Regions from separate parts of the Homo sapiens genome. Here all the other regions are linked to region 2. Evidence: chromatin loops called from intact Hi-C (ENCODE). Cell type or tissue: heart right ventricle. All regions are shown on one strand. Links, peaks and the distances in the headings refer to the core of each region. The heading gives the core; the rest is flanking DNA.

Region 1 (6,165 bases), core at 733-4,732, 240 kb before region 2:
AGGATGTTGAAGAGTGAGAGGCCCACATCACTCACCTGAGAGATTAACCCATGACAGCATATACATTCTCCTCAACCTCCACTGCCCTCACCGCCTTCTTCTTGTGGAAACTGACATTGAGTGAAGAGACAAGGACCTGTAAGTGTGGCCACATGAAGGGAGCAAAGGGCAGCCAACTCAACTTCCTGTGCCCTGCTAGAGGCTGGAGGGATCACAGGGAGGAAGAGCAGGTCTAGACTTCCTTGATGACAACAGGAAGCTCCCCATCCTGGCATTTGGCCCTCAGTTGGGACAGACACAAACTGACCACAAATGGCCCATGTGTAATTCTCACCACCAATTCAGCCTCCAGCCTGGCCCCAGGACCACGTAAACTGTCTGCATACCCCCAGGATTGAGATTCTGGGATTCAGCATCATGTCCTCTGCCCTCCCCATGCCTGTCCTTGGTCTTCAGGCAGTGCTTACCTGAGGATGATGAGGCAAAGGCAGAGAAGCAGGATCTTCACAGCCACTACCCCCACGGCCAAAACAACCACCTCTTCCACGGTTCCTGATTTCCCTGCAAAAAGGTGGGATGAGGCCCATTCACCTGCTAAACCACAAACCATGTCCTTCCTCTCCCAAGACAACTTGGACATTGGTTCTTCAGATCCTTCCTGCATCCTTGGATGTGGTATCACATCAGCCCAGGGCTCATTCTAAGCTGTTCCCTGACTGTCCAGCAGTTGGAAGAAGAAATGATACATAATTTGGACTTTATCAAAATTAAAAACTATTTTGCATTGATTGGCACTATCAAGAAAGTGAATAGACAACCCACAGAATGGGAAAATACATTTGTAAAGCACAGATCTGATAAGGGTGTAGTATCCAGCATATATAAAGGGCATGTAATTTACAAACCACTCAAATTACAAACAACCCAAATTAACCTATTAAAAAGTAGACAAAGAACTTGAGTGAAAACTTCTCCAAAAAGATACAAATATCAATTGGTCTATGAAAATATGTTCAATACCATTTATCAGTATCTTAATGCCTATTGAAGCCACAATGAATTACTACTTCACATGCACTAGAAGACCATAGTTCTTTTAGAAAAGGAAAACGAGAATGTTCAAAAGAATATGGAGAATTTGCAACTCTGTACATTGCTGGTGCAATGTAAAGTGGTGCTGACACTGGATAACAGTCTGGCATTTCCTCAAAAAGTTAAACACAGAGTTACAATATGACCTAAAAATTACACTCCTAGGGCTATGCTCAAGAGAAATAAAAACATAGGTTCCAACAAAAAGTTGTACATGAATGTTCCTGGCAGCATTATTAGTAACAGTCAAAAAGTGTGAACAGCTCTAATGTCTATCAACTGAACAATGAATGAGCAAAACATGGTCTCTCCATACAATGGGATATTAGGTTTCAAAAAGAATGAAGTATTCATGCATAGTACTGGGGTGAACCTTGACAGCATTCCGTTATGTGAAAAAAAAATCAGACACAAGAGGCTGTTTTTTGTGTGATTCCACTTATATGAAATGTCCGAAATAGGCAAATCTGTAGAGACAGAAGGCAGATTAGTGCTTGCCAGAGGAGGGGATAATGGGAAGTGAGTGCTTAATGGGTACAGAGTGGATTTTTGAAGTAAAGAAAATGTCCTGGCATTAGATCATGGTTATGGTTGTACAATATGTGACTAAAAGCCAGTTTAGCATATAATTTAAAATGATTCAAATTGTGAATTTAATGTTATATGAATTTTATCTCAATTAAAAAGTGCATATAAATAAAAAAATTATATGGAGATAACAATTTTCACCTAATACTGGCAAAAAGCGAAAGCTTTCATTCCACATTGGGTTGATGAAGACACACTTTCGGCTGGGTGCGGTGGCTTATGCCTGTAGTCCAAGCACTTTGGAAGGCTGAGGTAGACAGATTGCCTGAGCTCAGGAGTTGGAGACCACCCTGGGCAACATGGTGAAACCCATCTCCACTAAAATACAAAAAATTAGCCGGGCGTGGTGGCAGGCACCTGTAGTCTACCAGCTACTCGGGAGGCTGAGGCACGAGAATTGCTTGAACCCATGAGGCGGAAGTTGCAGTGAGCTGAGACAACGCCACTGCACTCCAGCCTGGGTGACAGAGTGAGAGTCTCAAAAAAAAAAAAAGAAAAAAAGAAAAGAAAAAGAAAAGAAAACACTGTCACCCCATGCTGTTGGGGATGTAAACATATCCACCATTGACTGAGAACAATTTGGCCATATCTCTCAAAATCAGAAAGAACGTAAGACCCAGCTATTTTGCTTTAAGTAACTGATTCCACAGACATAGACATACACTGGCAAAGTAGATAGAAGACTGTTCAATCCTTTGTTTCTGTTGGTAGAAACATGATATTCCATTTCAAGAAGATATATACAGAATTAGGATCCAACTCTTCAATGGAACACTACACAGTCTGAGAGTGAGGATAGTCTGTGCTGCTGATACCAAACGACCTCTGAGATCCTTCCAGAGAATACACCAGGGCTCAGAGCAGCCAGGATGAACACTCTTTGATTCTGGGGAGGAGGACAAGCATCTGAGAACAGACTCTGCTATGGATTTAGCATTTTTGCCCATGCGATTGTATCACCTGTCCAGAAGTACATTAAACTACTGGGAAAAATTTAAAGTTGAGGCTGGAGGAGTATTTAGGAGGTAGATGATAAGGGGCTCAAAGGCTAGTCCTGCTGTATGAATATCACTCTGTCCTTATTGTGGGGCCAAGGGGTGTGTGTTTGGAGGAGTCTGTGGAGGAGTCTGCGGACAGGTGTGGGTGGCAAGCCACCCAGGTGCCGAGGCAAGAGACTGAGGGCACAAGCTGTTCCAGTGTAATAAAATATATAAAACCACAAGAGTTATACTAGATCAAGATCATAGACATGATTATACATGAATATCATTAATCATTAGTTTGTAGCAATTACTCCTTATTCCAATATTATAATAATCCTCGTTCTACAATTATAACCTAGGAAAAACCAGGCTATACAGAGATAGGTGCTGAAGGGACATAGTGAGAAGTGACCAGAAGACGTGTGAGCCCTCTGTCATGCCCAGAAAGGGCCACTAGAGGGCTCCTTGGTCTAGCGGTAACGCCAGCATCTGGGAAGACACCCGTTGCCAAGCAGACCGTGGTCTAGTGGTAGCGTCAGTGCCAAGGAAAAACACCCGCTACTTAGCAGACCAGGAAAGGGAGTCTCCGTTTCCCTGGGGGAGTTTAGAGAAGACTACTCCTCCACCTCTTGTGGAGGGCCTGACTCATGTCAGGCCCACCTGCAGTTATCTGGAGGCCTAACCGTCTCCCTGTGATGCTGTGCTTCAATGGTCAGGCTCCTAGTCCGCCTTCATGTTCCATCTTGTACACCTGACTCTGCCTTTTAGATAGCAGTAGCAAAATTAGTGAAAGTACTAAAATTCTCTGATAAGCAGAAATAATGGTGTAAGCTGTCTCTCTCTCTCTGTCTCTCTGCCTCGGCTGCCAGGCAGGGAAGGGCCCCCTGTCCAGTGGACACGTGACTCACGTGACCTTATCAGTCATTGGAGATGACTCACACTCTTTACCATGCCCCTTTTGCTTTGTATCCAATAAATAACAGCGCAGCCAGGCATTCGGGGCCACTACCGGTCTCCGTGTCCTGATGGTAGTGGTCCCCCGGACCCAGCTGTCTTTTATCTCTTTGTCTTGTGTCTTTATTTCTGCAACTCCCTCGTCTCCAAACATGAGAGAAAAACCTACCGACCCTGTGGGGCTGGTCCCTACAGACAGGTGCTCAGGTGTCCATGGGAGCTGAGGATAGGGAGGGTCCCTGAGTTGGCCAACAAGGAGTCTCTGGTTACCATGGTGAGTCAGGATGAGGCAGGAGCCCAGCTCTTCCCTGAGCTGAAGGCCCTGCTCCTCCAGCCTCCAGATGGGGACTCTGTCCTACCTGTGCCGTCTTCTAGGGAGGCTTCAATCACTGGGTTCATTAGAGGATCTAAGCCAGCAAGAGAGGATTTCTCATTTAGTTGGGGTGGGAGTGAGATGAAGGTAGGCGCTCCTCTAGAAGCCCGCAGAAATGGCAATTGACAGCTTGGATCCTTCTAGTTCCCCTACTCAGCAAGGCCTCCAAGACACAGCCACCAAGTGGCCCCAGTCCTGGACCTCCTCTCTCCTGGTCCTCTCCCCATTCACACCCTCAGGCACCCAGGCATCCTGGCCCCATCACTCACAGGAGACACTGAGCTGGATGGTTCTCTCCGTGGTCACACCAGCTCCGGGGAACGTCACCTGACAGATGAGGTTGGTGCCGTGGTCCTGAGGCCGTGGGATGATCGTGAGCACTGAGGAGTGGAGGGTCCTGGGGCCCAGGGAGGTGGGGGCAGCTGACATCCAGGAGAAGATGGGGGGTGTTCCCTGCTCACAGACCCAGGGCACAGAGCAGGTCAGGTTGCTGGGATGGCCAGACTTTAGGAACTCCGGGATGAGGATGTCGGGCCTGTGGGTCAGGGCTGTTGTGGACAGAGGTGGGGACGCAGGATCAGGAGGGGGATCCAAGGTGCAGCCCTGTGGGAAGCTCAGGCTCTGGTCCAGTTCCTCCCCTGAGCCTGACGTGCTTTATTCCCATCCCCATTCCAGGACATGAGTCCCATCTGAGCCCTTCCCAGTGGCCCCCATAACCTTCCCCTTGTGCCACTCCTGGAGCCCGTGCCTTACCTGTCACATACACAGAGAGCGGGGAATATTTGTAACTAAATTTTGTTCTTCCTCTCGCCACCCAAAAGAAGTATGAACCGTTGTCCCTCCTCCTGGCGTCTCTGATGCTCAGGGAGCAGTTGTTCCTTGAGGGATCACCGAGGAGGTGGAATCGGCCCTGGGTCTCCTTCTGCACTTTTTGAGTTGAGTTGTTTGTGGCCACTGGAGTCTCCTGGTCTACACTGACCCCTTCCCGGAACCAGTGGCCATAAGCAGGGGTAGAATCTTTCCAGCCATACTCGAGGTAGAAGACCGAACAGTGCACAAAGATGCACAGACCCTCCTGCACCGTCACGGACTCTGGCATCTCCAGCCGGAATCTTGCATCCTGAGCGAGGGCCCTGTGGAGACATGAGGGTCAGATGGGCTCATCCCCACGGCCCCTCTCCCCAGGGCCACTCACCTGCCCACAGCAGGGGCAGCGGCAGCAGCAGCGGCAGCATCTCTGAGGCAGAGGCTTCCTGGGCTTCCTGTGTGAGCAGAGAAGAGGGCTGTGGGGAGGAGCATGAGATCTTGGCAGTTCACAGAAGAGGAACCTCAAACCCACACGTGGTCAGAGGTCATCCGCCTCTGCACAGAGTGGAGGGAGACTGCAAAGCCAAGTGACCTCAGAGACCTGCCCAGAGGGGAGCAGAGAAGGAGCAGAGACCACTTCCTGCCTCCCACCTCGGGTCTTCCGTCCAATGCCAGAGCCTGGACCAGGACCTCTGGGGACATCTGAAGCATGGGACACCTGTGTCTAAAACCCTCTCACTCTGAAGTGTTTTTCTGTGAACCATTGTTTACGTCTGGGAACTGGTCACTTCTGGCCCCAGACAGTCACAGCCTCATCTTGAGCCATGAGATAGTCGATCCTGCAGGATGTAGGATTCTGTAGGGTCTATGGGAGTGTCTGGGACTGAAAAAATGAAGAGTGGTCCTAGGTGCAGTGAAGGTGACAGCCATTCATTCATTCACCAAATATATAGTGAGCATCTGTATGTAGGTGGGGATGGAGAGAAGAAGAGATAGCACTGACCTGGCCCCTACCCTTGAGATGGTCCCTATCCATAGCCTCATGTCCTTAGCACACACACACTGTCTGGCTTTAGAGCTGCGGACACTGATGAGTTTGCCATGTGTCATGGTAGCATATTGGGTATTTTTAAAGAAATGTGACTATAGAATTTTTCCCTGATAAATAGTATACAGATTTGCAGTTTCAATGACACCTCCAAAATAAGAACCATGCAGCATCTTCACGTAAAACATAAAGAAGGACACATGTTCTATGAACCAGTGTAGAAGAAACTCCTTTTCGGTTAATGCTGCCTCTCAGTGTAGTGTGGGCAGGAGCGATTTTTTTAAGGTCCTCATCATAGAGATTAGCATTTCCTTTCATGA
Region 2 (6,165 bases), core at 1,088-5,087:
TAAAAGAAAAAAAAATGAAATGCACAGAATTGGCTGAAGATCTCAGATAGGCTTTGACTGAGGGCGAAAAGTGTCAGCAGGTGTGGCTCAGAAAGCTGGCACATCCTCCACCCGGTCCTCGCTCTTGGGGTGGTTGATCCTGGCGAGAAACCGAGGTCAGGGAGTGGCCCCAATTTTATTGGTGGGAGGGCCCTCCCCCCCTGCATTCCACACACCAGATAAGCATCTAATTGTTGGCTACAGAGAGGCTGGCTGTGGGTTACCTTTTATTAGTAATAATAATAATGATGATGATGACAACATCTACCATTCATCCAGTGCCAGACACCTCACTGCATTCATTGCATGCTTATTCCTCCTGGTCCTGACAGAAACCTTAGGAGGGAGGCCCTCAGCCAGCCAGGAGGCTGAGGAGCAGGGAGGTTTGGTGCATTTGGCTCAATTTCTGCAGCCGGTACTTGGCAGAGCCGGAATTTGAGTCAAGGGCGTAGGAGTCCTAAGCCCGTGCCGGTAACCACAACACTAGATTGAGCCAGCGAAAGCAAACATAGGTACATAGGGCCAAAGCCATAAGGATGTGAGGTGAAGGGGTAGGAATGGGGGAAGTAGGGAGACTCTGAGAACTTTAAAGAAAGAAAGACTTGGCCAGGTGCGGTGACTCACACACCTGTAATCCTAGCACTTTGGGAGGCCGAGGCGGGCTGATCACCTGAGGTCAGGAGTTCAAGACCAGCCTGGCCAACATGGTGAAACCCTGTCTCTACTAAAAATACAAAAATTAGCCAAGCATGTAGGTGGGTGCCTGTAATCCCAGCTGCTCAGAAGGCTGAGGCCAGAGAATCACTTGAATCCAGGAGGCAGAGGTTGCAGTGAGCTGAGATTGCACCATTGCACTCCAGCCTAGGCAACAGAGCGAGACTCCATCTCAAAAAAAAAAAAGAAAAGAAAAAAGAAGAAAGAAAAGAAAAGAAAGAGACTCAAACAGATGTAAAGACAGAGAGAGATGGAGAGAGACAGATTTGGAGGGGAGAGGAAGGAGGGAGAGAGGAAGGGAGGAAAAGGAAGAAAGAGAGGAACAGAGAGATATACTGGAATAGATTTAAGGCAGATGGACTCAGAGAGACTTAAAGAGAGAAACTTGGGGAGAGTGAGACAAACAGACTCAGATTTTTTTTTTTTTTTTTGGAGACAGAATCTTGCTATGTTGCCCAGGCTGGACTCAAACTCCTGGGCTCAAGGGATCCTCCCACCCCAGCCTCTGGAGTAGCTGGGACTGTAGGCTCATACCACCTCAACAGAAAGACTCAAGTTTAAAGAGACTGGGGGTGGGGAGGGTAGAGAAAGATTCAGAAAGAGGGGAAGAGCTAGCTTTGGTGACATTCAAAGAGAGAGAGAGAAACAGAGAGAGAGAAGAGACTGAAACACTGATCATAGAGAAAGTGATGGAAGAAGGACATAGGGAGAGCAAGAGGATTGAGGAAGGAAAGGAGGGAGGGAGGAGGAGAGATGAAGAGAAAGAGACCCAGAGAGAGATCTGGAAAGAGAAGGGCAAACAGAGAGGGAGAAATGAAAGGGAGAGAGAGAGAAAGAGAGAGAGAGAGAAAGGATTCCTTTGGTGAGAGTTGTAAGGGAGGTAGTGCAGGATCTGGGGTTACTTTGCAGATCTTTCTATTTTATTATATTATTATTATTATTATTATTATTATTATTATTATTATTATTATTTGAGAGGAGTCTGGCTCTGTTGCCCAGGCTGGAGGGCAGCGGCACGATCCCAGCTCACTGCAACCTGTGCCTCCCGAGTTCAAGTGATTCTCCTGCCTCAGCAACACCCCCAACCCCAGTAGCTGGGATTACAGGTGCTCACCACCACACCCGGCTAATTTTTTTGTATTTTAGTAGAGACGGGGTTTCACCATGTTGGCCAGGCTGGTCTCGAACTCCTGACCTCAAGCAATCTGCCCACCTCGGCCTCCCAAAGTGCTGGGATTACAGGCGTGAGCCACCGTGCCCGGCCCTTTGCATATTATTGATCTCACTCTTCCTCCTAATCCCCACAATCCCGCTGCCTAAGCGGCCTCGTCCCACCGCTTGGCCTTGCAGCCAATCCCCCAGAGCCCGGGCCTCTCTTCCCCCATGCCTTGGGCTGAGTCCCCCAGGGATGGCATCTATCCTGTAGGAAAAAGGGAAGGGGTGCAATAGACACAGACTGGTTCAATCCTACCTGTTTCCTATTCTGTAAAATGATGCTACTTCATGAGACTGCCTTGAGCATTAAAGGAGAGAATGCGCATAAAGGCAAAGACAAGAACACAGAGGCCGGCACAGAATAAACATGTGGAAATCGTTGTTTCTGTGATTGTCATGAACGTCATTAGTTACTGTTCTGGAGTTGGCTGCCTGCACAGGTGTGGCGAGGGCTGTTTATCCCACTGAATGAAGCTCTTGCTGCTCAAAGCTGAAGCGACATGCCCTGGAAGCATATTAAAAAACACAGTCCCACTCCAGACCAACTGAACCAGAAGCGGCATTTCCATAAGATCCCCTGGTGTTTCGTGTGCACGTTCAAGTAAGTGCCCCACCCTGCAAGCCTCCCAGGAAGAAATTGTAAACCCAAGTTAGCGGAATCCACCATTTGCTCTATCGCGCCACCTGGAGGCCTTTGCAAGAACTGAACTGGGACCTGGGAAAGTTGTGGGAGGGGCATGAAATTTGGAATCCAGGGCCGGGCGCGGTGGCTCACGCCGGTAATCCCAGCAGTTTGGGAGGCCGAGGCCGGTGGATCACTTGAGGTCAGGAGTTCAAGACCAGCCTGGCCAACATGGCAAAACGCCGTCTCTATTAAAAACACAAAAAATTAGCCGGGCGTGGTGGCGGGCGCCTGTAATCCCAGTTACTTGTGAGGCTGAGGCAGGAGAATCGCTTGAACCTGGCAGACGGAGGTTGCAGTGAGCCAGGATCGTGCTGCTGCACTCCAGCCTGGGTGACAGAGCGAGACTCCGTCTCAAAAAAGAAGAAAAGAAAGAAAAAGAAATTTGGAGTCCTACAATCCTGCGAGCCATTCCCAGCTGTCTAGTTTTGGGCAAGTTCCTTGACCTCTCTGAGCCATGGTGTATAGGTCACACTCTTCACCTGTAACACCAAGATGACAATTCCACCTCATGCACAGTGCCTGCCCCAGAGTTGGCACAGACCAATCTGGTTTCACTTTTTTTTTTTTTTTTTTTTTCAGACAGAGTCTCACTTTTGTCGCCCAGGCTGGAGTGCAGTGGCACGATCTCGGCTCACTGCCACCTCCACCTCCCGGGTTCAAGCAATTCTTCTGCCTCAGCCTCCTGAGTAACTGGGATTACAGGTGCGTGCTACCATGCCCAGCGATGTTTTTTTGTATTTTTGGCAGAGACGGGGTTTCACCGTGTTGGCCAGGCTAATCTCAAACTCCTGACCTCAGGTGATCCGGACCTCAGGTGATCCAACTGCCTCGGCCTCCCAAAATGCTGGGATTACAGGTGTGAGCCACTGTGCCCAGCCTGGTTCCACTTTTATGTAACAAAGTTGTGAGATGTTTTTCAGTTGCCATGGTATTTCAGGTCATATAACCTGAGTACACCCAGATGAACCATGCGTGCAACCACAGGGGGAACCAAAGTGCTTGGATGGAGGAGCAGGGACTGAATTAAGAAGCTGACACTGCATGGCAGGATCCAGGATCCGATCAGATTTGAGCCTTGGTGTCACCCCATGGCAGGATCCAGTCAGATCATGCTTCTCCAGCATCACCTTATTGCCAGATCCAATCAGATCACGCCTCCTTACTCCATGCTTATAAAACCTGCTCCAGCCCCCAGCTCAGGGAGACAGAGTCAGGTATTTCCTCCTATGTCCTTTTGCTGATCAACGTGCAATTAAGTTTTTCTTTTCTCAAAAGCCGGTGCTATGGTATTGGCCTCTATGCACATGGGGCTGTGAGCCCACTGGTTGCATGGTAACACTACCACTTTTGGAATGCATCACTGACGCATCTGAGATGTAGCCTAGAGCCTGGACATTATTTAAAGGGCAGGCTACTGAATCCATAATGTTATAGGTTGAAGTGTTCCCCCACAAAAAGATATGTTGAAGTTTTTTTGTTTTGTTTTGTTTTGTTTTTTTTGTTTTTTTTTTTTTTTGAGATGGAGTTTTGCTCTTGTCACCCAGGCTAGAGTGGATGGTGCAATCTTGGCTCACTGCAACCTCCGCCTCCCACGTTCAAGCAATTCTCCTGCCTCAGCCTCCCAAGTAGGTGGGATTACAGGCATCCACCACCACGCCTGGCTAGTTTTTGTATTTTTTTTTTAGTAGACATGGGGTTTCACCATGTTGGCCAGACTGGTCTTGAACTCCTGACCTCAGGTGATCCACCTGTCTCGGCCTCCCAAAGTGCTGGGATTACAGACGTGAGCCACCGCGCCCAGCCGATATGTTGAGGTTCTAATCGCCAGGACCTCAGAATGTGATCTTAGTTTGAAATACAGTCATTTCAGGTATAAGTAGTTGAAGTCTTACTAGAGTATGGTGGACTCTTAATCCAGTATGACTGGTGTCCTTATAAAAACAGGGAAGAAAATATGAAGACAGACACAAAGGGAGAGGGCCATGTGAAGAGAGAGGCAGAGATTGGAGTATTGCAGCTGCCAGCCAGGGAAGGCCAGTGGTCAGCAGCCGTCAACAGAAGCCAGGAAAGACTCTACGCAGAGCCTGAGGGCGTGTGGCCTTGCCGACACCATGGGGACCTTGATTTCAGACTTACAGTCTCCAGAGCTCTGAGAGAATACATTTCTTTTGTTTAAAGCCACCCAGTTTGTGCTAGTTCGTTACAGCAGCCCCACAGAACTGATACACGAGTGGGTCAGCTCTCGGTGTACACAGGTCCACTTGACAACAGCAGACATACAAAGGGCCATAAAGCACACGAAACAATGCTCAACTTCTTTCGTCATGAGAGGAAATCCAATTCAAGCCACAATTAGACGCTACCACCCACCCATCAGATCGGTTTTAAAAAATTAAAATAGGCTTTGCAGACACTGCCGCTGCGAGTCCTGTACTATCAGCCACGGTCAACCCCACCGTGTTCTTTGACATCGCCGTTGATGGAGAGCCCTTAGGCCACGTGTCCTTCGAGCTGTTTGCAGATAAGTTTCCAAAGTCAGCAGAAAAGGTTCATGCTCTGAGCACTGGAGAGAAAGGATTTGGTTATAAGGGTTCCTGCTTTCACAGAATTATTCCAGGGTTTATGTGTCAGGGTGGTGACTTCACACGCCATAAAGACACCGGTGGCAAGTCCCTCTACAGGGAGAAATTTGATGATGAGAACTTCATCCTAAAGCATACAGGGCCTGGCATCTTGTCCATGGCAAATGCTGGACCCAATACAAATTGTTCCCAGTGTTTCATCTGCACTGCCAAGACTGAGGGGTTGGATGGCAAGCACGTGGTCTTTGGCACGGTGAAAGAAGGCATGAAGATTGTGGAGGCCATGGAGTACTTTGGGCCCAGGAATGGCAAGACCAGCAAGGAGATCACCATTGCTGACTGTGAACAACTCTAAGTTTGACTTGTATTTTATCTTAACGACCAGACCATTCCTTCTGTAGCTTGGGAGAGAACCCCTTCACCCCACTTGCTTGCAGTATCCTAGAATCTTTGTGCTCTCACTGCAGTTCCCTTTGGGTTCCATGTTTTCCTTGTTCCCTTCCATGCCTAGCTGGATTGCAGAGTTAAGTTTATGATTATGAAATAAAAACTAAATAACAAAAAACTACAATAAATTCAATAAAAATAAATAAGATGAAAACGCCAAGATGTTGCACACTTCGTGGGGCACCTCGAACTCTCATACCTGGTTGAAGGGAGTGTCAAATGGTTCAACCGCTTCGGGAAAAAGTCTAGCAGTTTCTGATAATAAAAACCCCAGCCTGGGCCAGGTGCAGTGGCTCACGCCTGTAATCCCAGCACTTTGGGAGGCCAAGGTGGGCAGATCACTTGAGGCCAGGAGTTCGAGACCAGCCTGGCCAACATGGTGAAACCCTGTCTCTAACAAAAATGCAAAAATTAGCCAGGTATGGTGGTGGGAGACTGTAATTCCAGCTACTGGGGAGGCTGAGGCAGAACAATCACTTGAAC
Region 3 (6,165 bases), core at 1,005-5,004, 170 kb before region 2:
CCTTGCCTCTGCCCTCACACCCCCCATATGCAGTAGGCGGGTGGCAAATGAGGTATCCCCAAGTTCCCCAGGGAGCTTGTGTGTGTTCCCCTCTCAATTCCTGCTGTGTCCACCTCCAGCCACCACCTAGCTGCACCACAGTGCCCAGGGGGCTCCATGGCCCCATCTCCCTCTCCCGGTCTCTGGGTCCTGGCTGTCCTATGGTGCCAGAGGGGCTCCATGGCTCAGGCTTCCCCTCCCCATCTCTCTCTGGGTCCTGGCTGCCCACTATGTTCAAAGGTCTCCATGGCCCTATCTCTCCCTTTTCTGCCTCCCTCCTCCCCTCTAAGGGTCTTTGTGATTACCTTGAGCGCACCTGGATAACGCACCATTCTGTCCCTATTGTAAAGTCAGCTGATTAGCAGCCCCAATTCAACTTGCAACCTTAATTCCCCTTTGTCCTACAACCAAACATATTAACAGGTTCCCAGAATTAGGCCATGGATTCCCTAGGCGGTGGGGGAGACAGCAGCCTGCCTACCCCTCCAGCTCTCCTGAGAATCTCGGTTAAATGCCTTAAATGCCTTCTGATTTTTGTGTACAGTTTGAATTACGGTTTTAACTGAGGCTGATAAGGTTATTAGCAGCATAATGCACTTTTACTCCCTATATGAAAGGGCAACTAGCATAAGGTCCGCTATGCAGTAGGCGGGTGGTACATGAAGGCACGCCCAAGTTGCGCCAGGGGAGCTTATGTTTCTCTTTGATTTTTTGTTGTGTCCACCTGCAGCCTGCACCTGGCTGCTTCACGGTTCCCGGAGGGTCTCCATGGCTCGCTCTTGCCCTCCCCGTCTCTCTCTGCGTCCTGGTTGCCCACAGTGCCCTAGGGGTCTCCATGGCTCTCTCTCCCCCTCCCTGTCTCTGGATCCTGGCTGTCACACCATGTTTGGGGGTCTGTCTCCATGGCTTGCTCTCCCCGTCGCCGTCTCTCTCTGGGTCCTGGCGGCCCCACTGTGCCCTGGGTCTCCGTGGGTCTCTCCTCCCAGTCTCTCTCTGGGTCCTGGTGGACCCTTGGTTCCCCGGGGGGCTCCCTGGCCAGCAGCGCCCTCCGCGCCCCACCTCACCCGCTCCCTTCTCTCCCCACCAGGTCACAACGCCGACGACATGGCGGAGACCGTGCTCATGAACTTCCTACGGGGCGACGCGGGGCGGCTGGCCCGGGGCGGGGGCCTGGGCTCTCCCGGCGAGGGGGGCGCCCTGCCGCGCTGCCGCCCGCTGCAGTTCGCCTCGCAGAAGGAGGTGGTGCTGTACGCGCACTTCCGCCGCCTCGACTACTTCTCCGAGGAGTGCGTCTACGCGCCCGAGGCCTTCCGCGGCCACGCCCGGGACCTGCTCAAGCGCCTGGAGGCGGCGCGGCCGTCCGCGGTGCTGGACCTCGTGCACTCGGCCGAGCGCCTGGCGCTGGCCCCGGCCGCGCGGCCCCCGCGCCCCGGCGCCTGCTCCCGCTGTGGGGCGCTGGCCAGCCGCGCGCTCTGCCAGGCCTGCGCGCTCCTGGACGGCCTGAACCGCGGCCGGCCCCGCCTGGCCATCGGCAAGGGCCGCCGGGGTCTGGACGAGGAGGCGACGCCGGGGACGCCCGGGGATCCGGCCCGGCCCCCCGCCTCCAAGGCCGTCCCCACCTTCTAGCGACTTCGGGCCTCCCGCCGGGATCTGATGCCGCGGGGTGGGGGCTGCCTGTAAATGACACTGTGAATAAACCCGTTACCTTACCTGGCCTTCCATGTGGGGTTGGGAAGGAGACGGGGGCCCATTCACCTGAAACCCTGAAGAAGCTGGGACCCCAGACTTCGAGGTCTCAGGGAAGAAGGGTCTCGAACTGGGCTTCAGGCTCTGAGGGAGGAGGGGGCTGGGGGACCATCCTAGGTCTGAGAGAGGAGAGGGCCAGGACTAAGCCTAGAAGAAGTGGGACTGGGGACCCCAGGCATCTGTGGCTGAGGAAGGAGGGCCTGGGGTCGTGGACTCCTGGGTCTCAGGGAGGAGGGGGCTGAACACCGTGTGATTCTTGAGCGAGTGGGGATTGGTTGGGGACCTCCTGCCCAGGGCCTCTGCTGGTTCTGGGTGCGCTCAGCATGGTCCTGACCCTCCTTGAGCATCAGATTCCTGATGTTTCCTGTTTGCCCGCAGTGGGGTAAGCGGAGCGTGACTTGATGGACACACGCCATTCACAGCCGCCGTCACGATGCCTCCCTTCCAGCGCTTCGTGTGTAGCACGCACTGCACCCTCATTTCGTCTCCACCACGGTCTCACTGGCTGTAGCCTGAAGTGGTAAATGGCCCTAAGACACCCAGTCGGAAGGGGTCACACCGAGGGCTCCCTCCAAAGCTCTCGAATATCACAGGTCGTGGAATTGGTCCTCCCCCACCCATCCCCTCTCGAATCTCTCCTGGTATCTCTGTCACGGGTGAGGAGGGGTTGGATGCGTTCCCCAAACCTTGGACTCTGGAGGCAGGGTTGTGTGAGCCTGTCGGTGACTTAGCCTCTTTCATGTCCCATTTCTCCTATGAAAATATAATCAGCCCCCTTCCCCCCCGCCCCCCCATCCCCCCCGCATCAAGGCACCACTGGGAGGAAATGGAAGATCAGAGAAGTTGAGGTGCTCAATAAATGGTGACCACTTGGACTTGGTCGTTCATGTTACTGTCTGACCACCAGGGGGCGCCGGGTCTCAGGGTTGCTGTCCTGTACAGGTACGGGGAGGTTGTGAGAATCTCAAACTTCCCGGGGAGATGGTGCTCTCAGTCCCACCTCCAGGACTTGCTGGGCTGGCTTCTTGTCAGAAATGCCCCTTCTTCCCATCACCCTGCTCAGATCCTCCAGGGTCCTCCTAGAAGGCTTCTCAATTCTCTCCTCCCATCACCCAACCCAGGGCTTAGTATTCTCCCAAACCCCTGCTTCTCAGTCCTGTCTTCACTGTGTGGCCACCCAAACTTGGGCTGGAGGCCAAGGACTAGATGATTCACTCAAAACGTGTATGAGCATCTCCTTTGCATCAGGCACTCCTCTGGGTTCTAGGAACATGGCAGTGAACAGGAGACAAGTCTCTGCCCTCATGAAGTTCAGTCTGGGAGAAACGGACAGCAAGCACATCAATATGTAATGTCAGGTAGTGATGAATGCTACAAATTAAAAAAAAAATGATGAGAGAGAGAGACAGGAAGAGCTTGTTTCCACAGGGGTCAGGGAAGGAAGGGCCTTGGAGGAAGTGACGTTATGCACAGACCTACAGAAGCAAAAGAACAAAGCATGGAGCCATTTGGGGGAAGAGCTTTCCTGGTGGAGGGAACTGCTGGTGCAAAAGCCTGGAGGGGTGGGAATCAGCTTGCAAGTGCAAGGAACAGCAAGTCCAGTGTGGCGGGAACAGAGTGGGTGAGGAGGAGAATAGCAAGAGATGAAACGAGCCACTAAGCAGGGATGGGCCGTGCATGGTCTTCTGTTGGCAAGAAAGACTTGTATTTTAAGAGTGATGGTAGGTCTTTGGAGGGCTTTGGTCCCAACAGTGGGTCCAATTTCCATTTTCTAAAAGTTACTCCAGCTGCTGTGAGGAGAATGAGCTGTAGGGGGTGCAAGATGATCAAGATCAATTGTATAGGATGACGCTTGTGTGCCAGTCCTAGTGCCAAGTGTGCCTGCCTTCCTCATTAGCTCAGTGACATAAGGAATGGGTTTTCAGCACCAATTTTTTTTAACTGGTATGTAGAAGAATCTAAAAGTTTATTTTTTATTTTTTAATATTTTATTTTTCCATAAGTTGTTGGGGTACAGGTGGTATTTGGTTACATGAATAAGTTATTTAGTGGTGATTTGTGAGATCCTGGTGCACCCATCACCTGAGCAGTATACACTGCACTGTATTTGTTGTCTCTTTTCCCTCGTTCCCCTCCCACTCTTCCCCCCAAGTCCCCAAAGTCCATAGTATCATTCTTATGCCTTTGCACCCTCATAGCTTAGCTCCCACATATCAGTGAGAACATAGGATGTTCGGTTTTCCATTCCTGAGTTATTTCACTTAAAATAATAGTCTCCAATCTCATCCAGGTCATTGCAAATGCTGTTAATTCATTCCTTTTTATGGCCGAGTAGTAGTCCATCGTATACGTATACACCACAGTTTCTTTATCCACTCGTTGATTGATGGGCATTTGGGTTGGTTCCTTCAGCACCAATTTCATAAAGGATGAAATTACAGCCCAGAGAGGTGAAGTAAGTTGCCCAGGGCCACACTGCAGCAAATCAGCAAAGGAGCTGGAGCTCTGGACACTTTTGCTGGGCTACCTGCTGGAAGCCAGGGGACCTAGGTTCCTATTGCTGACGTGCCAGTGATTTACTGTGTGGCTTTGGGTAAGGGACCTTTTCCCTTCTGTTCATTGGAGTTTGTCCCTGTGCATGGGGTGGGGTGGGCAGTGGATTAGATTTCTTTTGTGGTTTAAGGCACTCTCCAATCGAAAATGCAAACCGTATGTATAATTTAGAATATTTTCATAGCCGTATTTTTAGAGAAGGGACACAAGTGATATTTTAATAAATTTATTTGACCCACTTATACAAAATATTATAATTTTAATATGTAATCAGTTTGTTAAAACTTAAGCGAGATGTTTTATACATGTTTTTTCATATAGAGTTTTCAAAATTCGGTGTGTATGTTACACTTTCGGCCCATCTCAATCCAGACTCCCCACAGTTCGGCTGCCACATGGGACCTGTGGGCACTCCACTGGACCGCGCAGGTTTGCAATGTGCTTCCTAGACCCAGACTGCCTGAGTTCAGAACCAAGCTCTGCCGGGAATGCTGTGTGACCTTGAGCAGGTTCTTTGGCTGTACAGTGTGGGGAGGAATGGTACTTCCGTCCTGTGGTTATTGTTAAAAATACATATCAGTGCTTAGAAGAGCGCCTGGCATTTAGTGAGTGCTCGCCGTCCCTCTTAGCCTGGGCTTGCGGCCTTCCTCATGGGGGTCTCTGAAGAGCTGGGGGTGCTAGGTGTGGTGGCTCACGCCTGAAATCCCAGCACTTTGGGAGGCTGAGGCAGGCAGATCACTTGAGATCAGGAATTTGAGATGGAACCCTGCCTCTACGAAAAATACAAAAATTAGCCAGGCGGGGTGGCAGGTGCCTGTAATCCCAGCTACCCAGGAGGCTGAGGCTTGAACCCTGGAGGCAGAGGTTGCAGTGAGCCAAGATCTCGAGATCTGGCCACTGCACTCCAGCCTGGGCGACAGAGCCAGGCTCCGTTTCAAAAAAAAAAAAGAAAAAAAAAAAAAAAAGCGGGGCGGGGGGGAGGTGCTCTTTTCGTCTCTGGCCACAAGGGGTCGCTGTGACCTCGCCTGTGCATCCGGTGGTCATTGACATCAAAGCCAGGTCTCCCCCTCCCCAGCCCCGACTGGGAGCTCAGCTGTCTCTGCCCACCTGCCCGCTGGTCTCTGAGCCAGTCCTTAAGGGTGAGAGACACAGGTTGGCAGAGATCTTAAGGCCCCGTATAAACACCAGACACTCCTTGACCTCAAGACCCCTGTGTCATCCACTCAACAAATACTTTTTGAGCAGGTGATTTGTGACAGCAGTGAACAGAACAAAACCATGCCCTCAAGGGAGATACAAAAAAAAAAAAAAAAAAACGAGAAAAATAAGTCAAATATATGGTATGTTGGATCGTGATAATCGCTTCTATTTAAGTAGGAGGGACGGGGAGGCTTCAAGGAGGAGATATTCAGGGAAAGGTGCAGGGTGAGGCAGAGAGCACAGGGGTGGAGGGTCTCTGGGAAAGTGTTCCTGGCAGGAAACAGCAAGTGCAGACTCTGAGATTGAGGGAAAAAGGAGAGGGGGCAGGTGGAGGAGAGAGGTGAGAGGGAGAAGCGACTTTGGCTTGGCTTTGTTTCTAAGCACTGCAGAAGCCATGGAGGATATTTGAGTAAAGGAGGGATACTGATCACCCCTTTATTCATGCAGCAAACATTTCCTGACGCCTCCTTGGAGCTGGCGGGCCCTGCGCAGGGCGGTGGGGCAATGCAGCTGAGTCAGCCCCAGTCCCTGCCCTCAATGGGCTCCCTGTCTGCCAGCGGAGGCGGGCAGGGATACTGGCAAGTCAAGATCCGGAGGGATATGTGCCACCGTGGGGCTTAGGAGGGA
Region 4 (6,165 bases), core at 2,106-6,105, 76 kb before region 2:
GAAGCTGGGACTCCTCTGTGCTCTGCTCTCTCTGCTGGCAGGTGAGGCTCCCAGGCTGGCTGCCCCTTCACGGCTGTACTAAGGTCACCTTGCTCTTCCCTCCCATCCCAGGCTTCTGCCTCCTGCCCTCTAGGCTTCTCAGCATCCTCTCCCTGCCCTCCCAGCCTGCTCTTCGCTGACCCCTTTGTCCCTCATCCCCACCCCAGGGCATGGCTGGGCAGACACCCGTGCCATCGGGGCCGAGGAATGTCGCCCCAACTCCCAGCCTTGGCAGGCCGGCCTCTTCCACCTTACTCGGCTCTTCTGTGGGGCGACCCTCATCAGTGACCGCTGGCTGCTCACAGCTGCCCACTGCCGCAAGCCGTGAGTGACCCAGGCTGGCCATGCTGGGGAGGGACAGAGGCTGGGGGTCAGGAGAGGGTGAGGGGTGCTTTAGGCCAGAAGTGCGGAGCCTCCACTTCTGATACCACAAGTTCAACTCTTAGAAGTAGGAAGGGTAGCCTCCCAAATCCTAAAATTCTAGAGACCAGCAATATCTCATTTGAGAAGTCTAAGATTCGAAACTTAGGCTCTTCGAATCCGAGACTGACCCAGAGAAATCCAGAATCGTAGAATCCTAAAATCTTGAATTTATGAAATTCTGCAATAGCCTCAGCAAATTTTAGAATCATAGATTCGCAGACTATTAGAATCTTAGCAGTCTGGGTCAGCACTGCCCAGAGGAATTATGATGCCAGCCACATGTGTAAGTTTAAATTTCTGGTGGACACATTTAAAAAATAAGGAATGAGTAAAATTAATTCTAATAGATTTAACTTGACATACCCAAAAACTTATTTTGACATGTAATCAATTTTTAAATACGTATGAACGATACAGTTTACTTTTGTTTTGGTACTAAGCCTTTGAAATCTGTTCTGTATTTTACACACATAGCCTGTTACAAAATGGACTAGCCACATTTCAAGTGTTCAATAGCCATAATGGCTAGTGTGATCCTAGAATCTTAAATTCAGAGCTTTCTAGATTCATTGAATATTGAAACTCACAGTACTAGAATCTTTGATTCACAGTATCCTAGAATATTGAGATTCAGATAATTCTGTAGTCTTAAACTATTTGAATCCCAGACTCTTAAATTTCTAAGGTTATAGATTTATAGAATGATGACATTCTAGTCTTTCTTTTTTTTTTTTTTTTTTTTTTTTGAGACAGAGTCTCCCTCTATCTCCCAGGCTGGAGTGCAGTGGCACAATCTCAGCTCACTGCAACCTCTGCCTCTCGGGTTCAAGCAATTCTCCTGCCTCAGCCTCCTGAGTAGCTGGGATTACAGGTATGCACCACCATGCCAGGCTATTTTTTTTTTTTTTTTTTTTTTAGTAGAGACGGGGGTTTCACCATATTGGCCAGGCTGGTCTTGAACTCCTGACCTTGTGATCTGCCCGCCTCGGCCTCCCAAAGTGCTGGGATTACAGGCGTGAGCCACCGCGCCCAGCCAAAATTCTAGTCTTTTTGTCCTAGAACATTAAAATTCTATGTTCAAATCTTAGATTTAATTCAGATAATGTTAGAATCCTGGAGTTTTTTTGATCCAGGGGAATCTGGAATGTTAGAATCTTGGATTCATAAAACTCTAAACCTTGAGCCTCTAGATTCTAGAATCATGGATAATAGTGTGTCGGAATCTGAGAATTCTAGAATCTTAGGTTCTGGGCATTCTAATAGTATCCTGGAATCCACCTGATGCAGGAATCCTCTCTCCATTGCCTCTGAAAAGTGACCATCCATACTGTTCCAATTTTCTTCCCTCCATGAGTAAAGCACTGATTGTGGTAAGAGATGCTGTGTGGGAATTTCCCATCATGCATTGCTCCATGATGGAACCTCCTTTAACTTAAGCCTATACATCAGACTGGGAGAACGATGTTCAGATTTCAGCCGAAAGTGAAGCAGGAGAAATGCAGAGATATGAAGGTGGAAGAGAGTGAGAGGCAGGGGAAGGGTAGGGGGATGAAGGGATGTAGGGGTGAGGACTACTTTTCCAGATCCAGAGCCAAGACAGCAAGAATGACAGAGAGAGACAGACACAGATGTTTCTGGTTCCCCAACCCTGAATTCGCAGTCATTAGCCTGCTGCCTAATGTCAGAGGTCAGAGGCTGGGGAATGGACTTGTCATCCCCGAAAGGATCCCAGCTGTCTAGGGCATGGACCAGAAATGAAACAAGTGCGCTGAGACTGTGGTGAGGGCTTAAGGTTAGACACCAGGAAGACATGCATTGAAGGGTGAAGGATATGATAGACAGGAAAAGCTGAGGCCAGAGATGACCCCCAATTTGGGGATTTTCCATATCCCATCCCCTTTCATACACACGCACACGTATACACACACACCACTTAGACATACAGAGCCGCTCCCACAGAAGCCACCAGACCTGTGGGGGCAGGGGTGGGGCGGTTGTTATGTGGTAGGTGGGGTCCCCCGTGCCCACACCGTTCCTAGGGACCCAAGTCACCACCAAGGCTCCAGGTGAGTAGGGAGGAAGGTGGCTCACTCAGCCTGGGACTAGGAGCGGGGGCTTTGTGGGGAGAGCTACAAAGATGGAGACACACAAAACATCAGAGTGGGGACCAGGGACCCAGAGGAGGTGTGTGCCTCGCTTAAAATCACAGTACCCTGGGCCAGACATAGATGATGAGGGTGCAGAGAGGGTGTGTGGCTTGCAGAGGGTCACACAGCACCCTGATGGACAGGAAAAGAGGGCTGGGGCTGAAAGGACTTTTACCTTTCCCCCAGCTTGACCTCTGAGGCCTGTCCCAGCAGGTATCTGTGGGTCCGCCTTGGAGAGCACCACCTCTGGAAATGGGAGGGTCCGGAGCAGCTGTTCCGGGTTACGGACTTCTTCCCCCACCCTGGCTTCAACAAGGACCTCAGCGCCAATGACCACAATGATGACATCATGCTGATCCGCCTGCCCAGGCAGGCACGTCTGAGTCCTGCTGTGCAGCCCCTCAACCTCAGCCAGACCTGTGTCTCCCCAGGCATGCAGTGTCTCATCTCAGGCTGGGGGGCCGTGTCCAGCCCCAAGGGTATGACCTGGCCCAGAACTCTCTCTGAAACTTGCTCCCTCACCCCTCTGTCTCTGCCTTTTCATCTCTGTCTTCTCCTTTTCTCTCTCCTCTCTCTCTCTGTCAGTCTATCTATCTGCCAATCGATATATTTAACCAAATATAAGATGCTAGCATTTTTAAGATGTGCCATTATTTCATGAACTGCGAAGAAGTGGAAGAAGGAGGAGGAGGAGAAGAAAAAAAGGAGGAGGAGGAAAGATCCCATTAGATCCCATTGATTATATAACACCATTTTCTGGAAGACACATTCTAATTTCAGAGTGTTTGTTTGTTTGTTTGTTTGTTTGTTTTTGAGACAGGGTCTCGCTTTGTTGCTCAGGCTGGAGTGCAGCGGTGTGATCACGGCTCATTGCAGCTTTGAACTCCTGGGCTCAAGTGATCCTCTCGCCTCAACCTCCCAAGTAGCTGGGATTACAGATATGCACCACCACATCCCACACCGGGGTCATTTTTTTATTATTTATTATTATTATTATTATTATCTTTTTTTTTGTATTTTTAGTAGAGACAGAGGTTTCACCATATTGGCCAGGCTGGTCTCAAATTCCTGACCTGGTGATCTGCCCGCCTTGGACTCCCAAAGTGCTGGGAAAACAGGCATGAGCCACTGCACCCAGCCAAAATTCTAGTCTTTTTTAAATCTAGTCATATCTTAGATTTAATTCAGATAATGTTAGAATCCTGGAGTTTTTTGATCCAGGGGAATCTGGAATGTTAGAATCTTGGATTCATAAAACTCTAAACGTTGAGCCTCTAGATTCTAGAATCATGGATACTAGTGTGTCAGAATCTGAGAATTCTAGAATCTTAGATTCTGGGCATTCTAATAGTATCCTGGAATCCACCTGATGCAGGAATCCTCTCTCCATTGCCTCTGAAAAGTGACCATCCATACTGTTCCAATTTTCTTCCCTCCATGAATAAAGCACTGATTCTGGTAAAAGATGCTGGGTGGGAATTTCCCATCATGCATTGCTCCATGATGGGACCTCCTTTAACTTAAGCCTTATGCTAAAAATTTTTATTATTTTTAGCAAAGATGAGGTCTTGCTATGTTGTCCAGGCTAGTCTCAAACTCCTGGCCTCCCAAAGTGCTGAGATTACAAGTGTGAGCCACTGTACCTGGCCCAGAGATGTTTAAATGTGAAATGCGTTCATCTTAGAATGGGAATAAGACCATGTCTCTCAGAGTCACGGATCACTGACCCATTAGCCAAATTGGGTCAGTGGATTGGAAAAACAGTCTGAATTTGTTGCTGCCAATATCTAAAACTTGGAAAGTTTTATACAAAAGCCAGGTTTCTGGATTCACCTGAAAAAGTTTGAAGAACTCACATTCCCAAAATAGCAAGCATTGGGCTGAGTCAATGGAGGCTGCCCCCTTCAGCCAAGATAAGTTCTCTGATTCACTCCAATGGACCCAAATGGCTCCTGTCTCCCTGCACAGCCCCCGTCCCCGACTTCTGTTTACCAATTCTGTTTATCATATCCCTTGATGCATCGGAGCCTGCACCCATGTCTTATATAGATGCACATGTGTATTATATATCCATATCCACATCTATACTGACTACACTGTATCTGGTATCTCTGTCTATGTCTCTGTCTCCATCAGTGACCATCTTCCTGCAAATCTCTTTCCTTTTATCTCACTGCCTTCATTCCACCCCTTGAGGTCTGGGTCTTTTTCTATTTCTTTTTTTTTTTTTTTTAAGAGACTGAGTCTTGCTCTTGTTGCCCAGGCTGGAGTGCAGTGGTGTGATCTCGGCTCACTGCAACCTCCACCTCCTGGGTTTTAAGTGATCCTCCTGCCTCAGCCTCCCGAGTAGCTGGGACTACAGGTGTGCAACAGCATGCCCAGCTGATTTTTTGTATTTTCAGTAGAGACGGAGTTTCACCATGTTGGCCAGGATGGTCTCAATCTCTTGACCTTGTGATCCGCCCGCCTCAGCCTCCCAAAGTGCTAGGGAGTTATATATGCATCTCCTCTTATCTCTTGGCTCTCTGCATGCATCTTTCTGTTTCTCTTCCTTCCTTTCTTTTTTTTTTTTTTTTTTTTTTTTTTTTTTTTTTTTTTGAGACGGAGTCTTGCTCTGTCTCCCAGGCTGGAGTGCAGTGACCAGTCTCGGCTCACTGCAACCTCCACCTCCCAGGTTCAAGTGATTCTCGTGCCTCAGCCTCCCGAGTAGCTGGGATTACAGGCGCCTGCCACCATGCCTGGCTAATTTTTGTATATTTAGCAGAGATGGGGTTTCACCATGTTGGCTGGGCTGGTCTCAAACTCCTGACCTCAAGCGATCCGCCGGCCTCGGCCTCCAAAACACTGGGATTACAGGCATGAGCCACGGTGCCCGGCCAGCCTCTCTCTCTACTTGGCCCTCTTCCTCCTTGTCTCCATTTGTTTCTCTTGTGTGCTATGACTGTCTGTCTGTCACTGTCTCTTGTCTCTATCTTTGAGAGTCCTAAATGTGGCTCCATTGGTCCTTTGGAAAAGCTGCAGGGAGGACTCAGGGCAGTGGGGTGCTGAGTGTGTTGGAGACAGTTGCAGATCCTTGACAGTTCTCTTCCCTGACAGCGCTGTTTCCAGTCACACTGCAGTGTGCCAACATCAGCATCCTGGAGAACAAACTCTGTCACTGGGCATACCCTGGACACATCTCGGACAGCATGCTCTGTGCGGGCCTGTGGGAGGGGGGCCGAGGTTCCTGCCAGGTGAGACCTTACTCTGGGGAAAATGAGGCTGTCCTGCCAAGTTTTCTAGGATTTAGGGGAGCAGAGGGGTCGGCCCCCAGCCTTCCTGGGTCAAAATGAGAAGGAGACTGGGATACCTGGTTCCTGGGAGAGGACGGGACCAGGGCCTGGACTCCTTAGTGTAAAAGAGAAAAGGTCTGGAGGTCCAGACTTCTGGATCTACAGGAGGAGTGGGCTGGGCGTCCAGAGTCTGAGTCCTCGGGGAGGAGGAGGTTAGGTCCTGCGGGGAGGTGGGCCCTCTGAGCTTTTACTCCTGGGTCTGAGGAAGAAGAGGCTGGAGATGG
Region 5 (6,165 bases), core at 779-4,778, 87 kb before region 2:
CCCCACCCGGGTTGGGGTGGATTGCGAGAGGATGGGTGGGGACCCCCGGGCCACAGGCAGGAGCCGGCTTAGAGCCTCGGTTTCTCCACCTGCGGGACGCGGAAGTCCCCCCGCTGTGAGGTTGAGAAAGAGGCTCCCACTGGCTCCGAGCCTCGGATCCCCACCCCGCGCGTGAAGGAGGGGGAAACCTCGGGCGCGGCGTGGCTGCAGCCAGGGTAGCTGGGGCGCGGAGAGCGCTCCACTCGGGCACAGGGAGGACGGGAAGATGCCGCGAGGGGCGTCATTAGGGTAATTGTGCCCATTACCGCTGTTCCAGCCCGAATCTCCCGTCTGCCAGCCCCTGGGGTTATCGGCTGCAGGTCAAAAGGGTGCTTGCGGGCTGGGGTGGCCCAGGCTGGGCGGATGAGCGCGGCGAGGTGGGGGTCTCTAACGGAGCATCTGTTTTAACCCGCCCCTGCACACACCCCAGCAGATCCTGGCCATGAGAGCTCCGCACCTCCACCTCTCCGCCGCCTCTGGCGCCCGGGCTCTGGCGAAGCTGCTGCCGCTGCTGATGGCGCAACTCTGGGGTAAGGTCGGGGGCAGGGGGCGGGGAGAGGCGCCGGTGGGAGGCACGGGCGGGAGGAGAATGTGTTCCCGTCACCAAGCCCCGCGCACCTCTCCTCCCCCGAGACCCCAGCACCCACCCAGCGCTCCGGAGCACGGCCCGCCCCCAAGTCAGCTGGGCCCTTCTTCTGGCTCGGCCCCTGGGTGACCCGCCCCACTCAGGCCCTGTCCGATTTCTGCCACCCGGATCCTCGCTCTTCCGTGGACTCTTCGCCGCGTTCTTTCTCCTCCTCTTACGCCGCCCCATCCCGGCCCCGCTCCATTTTACACTACCGTGTTTTGTTTTGTTTGTTTGTTTGTTTGAGACGGAGTCTCGCTCTGTCGCCCAGGCTGGAGTGCAGTGACGCGATCTCGGCTCACTGCAAGCTCCGCCTCCCGGGTTCACACCATTCTCCTGCCTCAGCCTCCCGAGTAGCTGGGACTACAGGCGCCCGCCACCAAGCCCGGCTAGTTTTTTGTATTTTTAGTAGAGATGGGATTTCACCGTGGTCTCGATCTCCTGGCCTCGTGATCCGCCTGCCTCGGCCTCCCAAAGTGCTGGGATTACAAGCGTGAGCCACCGCTCCCGGCCACACCACCGTGTTTTATCCTGAGTCTTGCCTTACCGCTTTTTGCCCTCTCCCCTCACTTTTTTTCTTCCTCTTTCCCTTTCTCTCTCTTTTTTCTTTTTCTTTCTTTCTTTTCTTTCTTTCGTTCTTCTTTTCCTTCCTTCCTTTCCTTCCTTCCTTTCGTTTGTTTCTTCTTTCTTGTTTTACTTTCTCTCTTATTTTTTCTTCTTTCTTTCTTGTTTTTTTCTTTCTCTCTCTTTTTCTTTCCTTCTTTTTTTTTTTTTTTTTTTTTTGAGACAGGGCAGTGCTCTGTCTCCGTGGCTGGAGTACAGTGGCCCAATCAGAGCTCACTGCAGCCTCGACCTCCTGGGCTCAAGCGATACTCAGCCTCCAGAGTAGCTGGTACCACAGGCATGCACCACCACATCCGGCTTTTTTTTTTTTTTTTTTTTTTTTTGAGACAGGGTCTCACTCTGTCGCCCAGACTGGAGTGCAGTGGCCCAATCTCGGCTCATTGCAACCTCCACCTCCTGGGCTCAAGCGATCCTCCCACCTCAGCCTCCCAGGTAGCTGTGACTACAGGCGCATGCCTCCGCGACTACTTTTTTGTTGTTGTTGTTGTTGTTTGTTTGTTTTTGTAGAGACTGGGTCTTGCTGTGTTGCCCGGGCTGGTCTTGAATTCCCGAGCTCAAGCGGTCCAACCGCCTCGGCTTCCCAAAGTGCTGGGATTACAGGCGTAAACCACTGCGCCCCACCCCTCTCCTGGTTTTCAATCCCGTTTTGTTATTCACACCCCTTCCTCTCCCCGATCCCCGAGTTCTATCCCCGCACCCTTACCTCCCCGCCGCGTTCAATCCCCGCCCCTCTATCGACCAGCGACGTTCTAGCCAGCTCTCCAGGCGCGCTGCGTTCAGTCCCTGCCCTCCAGACCCACCCTATTCTGTCTCATTACTCCACGCTACCCTATCCCAGCTTCCTTCCACTTTCACGCGCTTCTTCTCCTCCCATTCCCTTCGGTGCACGCGAAACCCCCAATATTTCCCTACCACCCTCGCGTTCTGGCTGCGTCCCCCGTCCCCGAACGCAGTCCAGTGCCACAGCCCAGCTCCAACCCCAAACCCAGACCCTGCCCTCCGTGCTTTGATTCCGTCCCCTTTCTTTCTCCAGCCGCAGAGGCGGCGCTGCTCCCCCAAAACGACACGCGCTTGGACCCCGAAGCCTATGGCTCCCCGTGCGCGCGCGGCTCGCAGCCCTGGCAGGTCTCGCTCTTCAACGGCCTCTCGTTCCACTGCGCGGGTGTCCTGGTGGACCAGAGTTGGGTGCTGACGGCCGCGCACTGCGGAAACAAGTAGGAGGAGATCCATCCCCGAGGACGCCACGGGGGGCTGTGGAGGCGGCCTCCAGGGAGGAGCGGGCAGGGCGGGGTCTCTCGGAACTCCCACAGCTGGAGGTGCGGTCCCCGGTGTCCTTCCAGCAGGAGGAGAGACCGGGCTTGCGCTGTGGCCGCCAGGGGGCGGTGTGGTCCTTTTCCGCATTTCTGGGCCCGTCACTCCTCTCCCGCTGATTCTCCTTGAGCTCTAGGAGGAGGTGGTTGCCTGCAACGGATAGAAGCCAGGGTCCGGTGTGGTCAGGAATTTAGAACTAAAGGAAAAGGTTCACTTCGTGAGTCCCCGTTGAAGGAGGAAGGGTTGGGTATTACCACAGAGAAAATGTGGAGTTGGGCTGGGCTCGGTGGCTCACGCCTGTAATCCCAGCACTTTGGGAGGCCAAGGCGGGTGGATCACCTGAGGTCAGGAGTTCAAGACCAGCCTGGCCAACATGGTGAAACCACTTCTCAACTAAAAATAAAATAAAATAAAAAATAAAAAATTTTAAAAAAATTAAAAAAAAAAAAAGGCTGGGTGTGGTGGTGGGTGCCTGTAATCCCAGCTACTCAGGAAGGAGGCTGAGGCAGGAGAACTGCTTGAACCTGGGAGGTGGAGGTTGCAGTGAGCCGAGATTGCGCCATTGCATTCTAGCCTGGGTGACAAGAGCGAAACTCTGTTTCAACAAAGAAAAGAAAAAGAGAAAAGAAAATGTGGAAGGCTTACCTAGGTGTCCAGGCCCCCAGCCCTCCTCAATTCCTACAGATCCTCAGAGCTCAAACAACTGATTCCTCCTCCCCATGTCCACTGAGGTCCCCTTCTCCCACAAGGCCCTCTTCCCTCAGACTCTTCCTATCTCCAGGCCCTGCGTCACTGCCCACCTGCTTTCCCAGTCCCTATGAAGGGTTTGCCTTCACATGCCTCTTCCTTCCCCCAGGCCACTGTGGGCTCGAGTAGGGGATGACCACCTGCTGCTTCTTCAGGGAGAGCAGCTCCGCCGGACCACTCGCTCTGTTGTCCATCCCAAGTACCACCAGGGCTCAGGCCCCATCCTGCCAAGGCGAACGGATGAGCACGATCTCATGTTGCTGAAGCTGGCCAGGCCCGTAGTGCTGGGGCCCCGCGTCCGGGCCCTGCAGCTTCCCTACCGCTGTGCTCAGCCCGGAGACCAGTGCCAGGTTGCTGGCTGGGGCACCACGGCCGCCCGGAGAGGCAAGAGCTGGGGCTCTGAGGCCGGAACCTCAGGAGGAGGGGGCTGAGGGCCTGAACCCCTGGGTCTGAGGAAGGATGGGCTGGGGACTGGATTCCTGGATCTGAGGGAGGACGGGCTGGGGTCCTAGATGCCTGGGTCTGTGAGTCTGAGGGGAGGAGGGGCTGGGGGCCTGGACTCCTGGGTCTAAGTGGGGAGGGGCTGGGGCCAGGATTCTTGAGTCTGAAGGAGGAGGGGCTGGGGCTTAGGATAGAAACGGTCTTGTATCTGGACTCCTGGCTCCCCAAGGATTGGGGGCTGGACCCAGGGATTACTGGCATATTCTCCCTTCAGTGAAGTACAACAAGGGCCTGACCTGCTCCAGCATCACTATCCTGAGCCCTAAAGAGTGTGAGGTCTTCTACCCTGGCGTGGTCACCAACAACATGATATGTGCTGGACTGGACCGGGGCCAGGACCCTTGCCAGGTAGGGTCTGAACAGGGAGAGTCTCTGACTCCTGGGAGGGAGGACAGGGAGGTTATGGGAAAAGAGCAGACCCTGTGCCCGATCCCCAACTCCATTCCCAAACCCATCCTTGACCCCAACTCTTACCCAGACCTAACCCCCTCCTCATCCCTATCCTCAATCCCATTTCCATCCCAACCCCACCCCATTCCCATCTCCAAGCCCATTTTCATCCCCTCACCTTCCATGAACTACAATCCCAACCCCAGTCTCACTGTGCCTTCATTCTCATCCCCCAGCCCAACCTCCCATAACCTGAAGTCCACCTCCATTCCTACCTTCCAGCTCATACCTAATTCCAACCCCATCCCATCCTCGTCTTTATCCCAACCCAACTCCTTCCTTCCCCACCACTGCCCCAGATCCCAAAGTGACAGCTCTCACGTTGGCACATTTATTTGATCTCTCCTTCCTGCCACCCCCAGAGTGACTCTGGAGGCCCCCTGGTCTGTGACGAGACCCTCCAAGGCATCCTCTCGTGGGGTGTTTACCCCTGTGGCTCTGCCCAGCATCCAGCTGTCTACACCCAGATCTGCAAATACATGTCCTGGATCAATAAAGTCATACGCTCCAACTGATCCAGATGCTACGCTCCAGCTGATCCAGATGTTATGCTCCTGCTGATCCAGATGCCCAGAGGCTCCATCGTCCATCCTCTTCCTCCCCAGTCGGCTGAACTCTCCCCTTGTCTGCACTGTTCAAACCTCTGCCGCCCTCCACACCTCTAAACATCTCCCCTCTCACCTCATTCCCCCACCTATCCCCATTCTCTGCCTGTACTGAAGCTGAAATGCAGGAAGTGGTGGCAAAGGTTTATTCCAGAGAAGCCAGGAAGCCGGTCATCACCCAGCCTCTGAGAGCAGTTACTGGGGTCACCCAACCTGACTTCCTCTGCCACTCCCTGCTGTGTGACTTTGGGCAAGCCAAGTGCCCTCTCTGAACCTCAGTTTCCTCATCTGCAAAATGGGAACAATGACGTGCCTACCTCTTAGACATGTTGTGAGGAGACTATGATATAACATGTGTATGTAAATCTTCATGGTGATTGTCATGTAAGGCTTAACACAGTGGGTGGTGAGTTCTGACTAAAGGTTACCTGTTGTCGTGATCTGACCACGTCCCGGTGAAAGCGTGTGTCCAGGGAAGAAGTGCACAGGGTAGCCCCCAGTCCCAACCTTCCATCCCCAACCCTTAGGGATGATGGAAGAATCATTTTCCTCACCCTAGTTCCAAGTCCCAGGAAACACCTTTTAACCACTTCCTTCTCATCTCCCACTGTTTCCCACTTCTGGTTCCACCCAACACCAGTTCCTCCGAGCTAGGCTGGCCCTGAGTCATTAGCACCTTCTCTGCCTTCATGAGGCCACTGAACTCAAGGGACCTCACCTTGCTTCTATCCCAGCCTCTAAGACCAGAGGGCCGAGGGGGTAGTGAAGATTGGGAAACCCTTGCCACCTCAACTGCCCAGCTTGTGCCAAGAAACCTCCCTCTGACATTTAGGGGAAAATCTTTGGTTTGTCTGTTATTAATTGGCTGTGAGATTTTCGTCCTGAAAACTTGGGAGGAGGAATTGTTTGATTCTCCCTGAAATTGGGGGAGGGAAGGGGAGTTAATACACAGAATCCAGGTAAGGCTAATAGAAGCTTCAGTGTCCGCTGGGTGTGGTGGCTCACGCCTGTAATCCTAGCACTTTGGGAGGCCGAGGAAAGCAGATCATCTGAGGTCAGGTGTTCGAGACCAGTCTGGCCAAAATGGTGAAATCCCATCTCTACTGAAAATACAAAAACTAGCCAGGCATGGTGGCAGGCACCTATAATCCCATCTACTTGGGAGGCTGAGGCAGAAGAATCACTTGAACCCGGGGGGCAGAGGTTGCAGTGAGCCAAGATTGCACCATTGCACTCCATCCAGCCTGGACAAAAGAGCAAAAC

The links. A loop is a pair of places that touch in the nucleus more often than their neighbours do. Peaks named below come from ENCODE experiments on the same cell type or tissue, not always from the same donor. Only the 100,000 strongest peaks of a DNase experiment are listed, where the experiment ranks them.
Region 1: it touches region 2 in a loop (6-fold over the local background); 15 of 110 quality-filtered maps call a loop at or near these places.
Region 3: it touches region 2 in a loop (13-fold over the local background); 62 of 110 quality-filtered maps call a loop at or near these places.
Region 4: it touches region 2 in a loop (2.2-fold over the local background); 26 of 110 quality-filtered maps call a loop at or near these places.
Region 5: it touches region 2 in a loop (2.2-fold over the local background); 25 of 110 quality-filtered maps call a loop at or near these places.

What each region holds. Positions count from the first base shown.
Region 1 is chr19:51,166,462-51,172,626 of GRCh38, reverse strand. The region is part of intron 1 of LOC101928517 (a long non-coding RNA gene); the gene reads left to right. It also overlaps the pseudogene SIGLEC17P. Among named protein-coding and RNA genes, the nearest start is that of SIGLEC7, 27 kb to the right of the region's middle. RefSeq lists a silencer at 2,981-3,275. In heart right ventricle, for the core only: CTCF peaks have their summits at 2,906 and 3,113 (motif pointing right); a DNase peak (open chromatin) is centred at 3,146; H3K27me3 peaks cover 1,222 bases.
Region 2 is chr19:50,926,503-50,932,667 of GRCh38, reverse strand. It overlaps PPIAP59 (peptidylprolyl isomerase A pseudogene 59), which reads left to right and starts at 5,051. Exons shown (of 1, transcript XM_047439804.1): 1 at 5,051-5,801. The coding sequence starts at 5,051. The coding sequence ends at 5,590. In heart right ventricle, for the core only: a CTCF peak has its summit at 2,649 (motif pointing left); a DNase peak (open chromatin) is centred at 2,670; H3K27me3 peaks cover 2,631 bases.
Region 3 is chr19:51,094,101-51,100,265 of GRCh38, reverse strand. It overlaps CTU1 (cytosolic thiouridylase subunit 1), which reads left to right. Exons shown (of 3, transcript NM_145232.4): 3 at 1,127-2,660. The coding sequence ends at 1,665. Among named protein-coding and RNA genes, the nearest start is that of CTU1, 11 kb to the left of the region's middle. In heart right ventricle, for the core only: CTCF peaks have their summits at 1,068, 1,268, 2,716 (motif pointing right) and 3,597; DNase peaks (open chromatin) are centred at 1,325 and 2,710; H3K4me3 peaks cover 317 bases; H3K27ac peaks cover 325 bases.
Region 4 is chr19:51,003,381-51,009,545 of GRCh38, reverse strand. It overlaps KLK9 (kallikrein related peptidase 9), which reads left to right. Exons shown (of 5, transcript NM_012315.2): 1 at 1-41; 2 at 207-363; 3 at 2,823-3,088; 4 at 5,706-5,842. Among named protein-coding and RNA genes, the nearest start is that of KLK9, 3.1 kb to the left of the region's middle. RefSeq lists enhancers at 1-71, 2,468-2,967. In heart right ventricle, for the core only: no CTCF peak of the experiment used is centred there; no DNase peak of the experiment used is centred there; H3K27me3 peaks cover 2,713 bases.
Region 5 is chr19:51,013,447-51,019,611 of GRCh38, reverse strand. KLK10 (kallikrein related peptidase 10) reads left to right here. Exons shown (of 6, transcript NM_145888.3): 2 at 473-569; 3 at 2,322-2,502; 4 at 3,456-3,730; 5 at 4,062-4,195; 6 at 4,660-6,165. The coding sequence starts at 482. The coding sequence ends at 4,812. Among named protein-coding and RNA genes, the nearest start is that of KLK10, 3.2 kb to the left of the region's middle. In heart right ventricle, for the core only: CTCF peaks have their summits at 2,463 and 2,662 (motif pointing right); no DNase peak of the experiment used is centred there; H3K4me3 peaks cover 1,526 bases; H3K27me3 peaks cover 3,888 bases.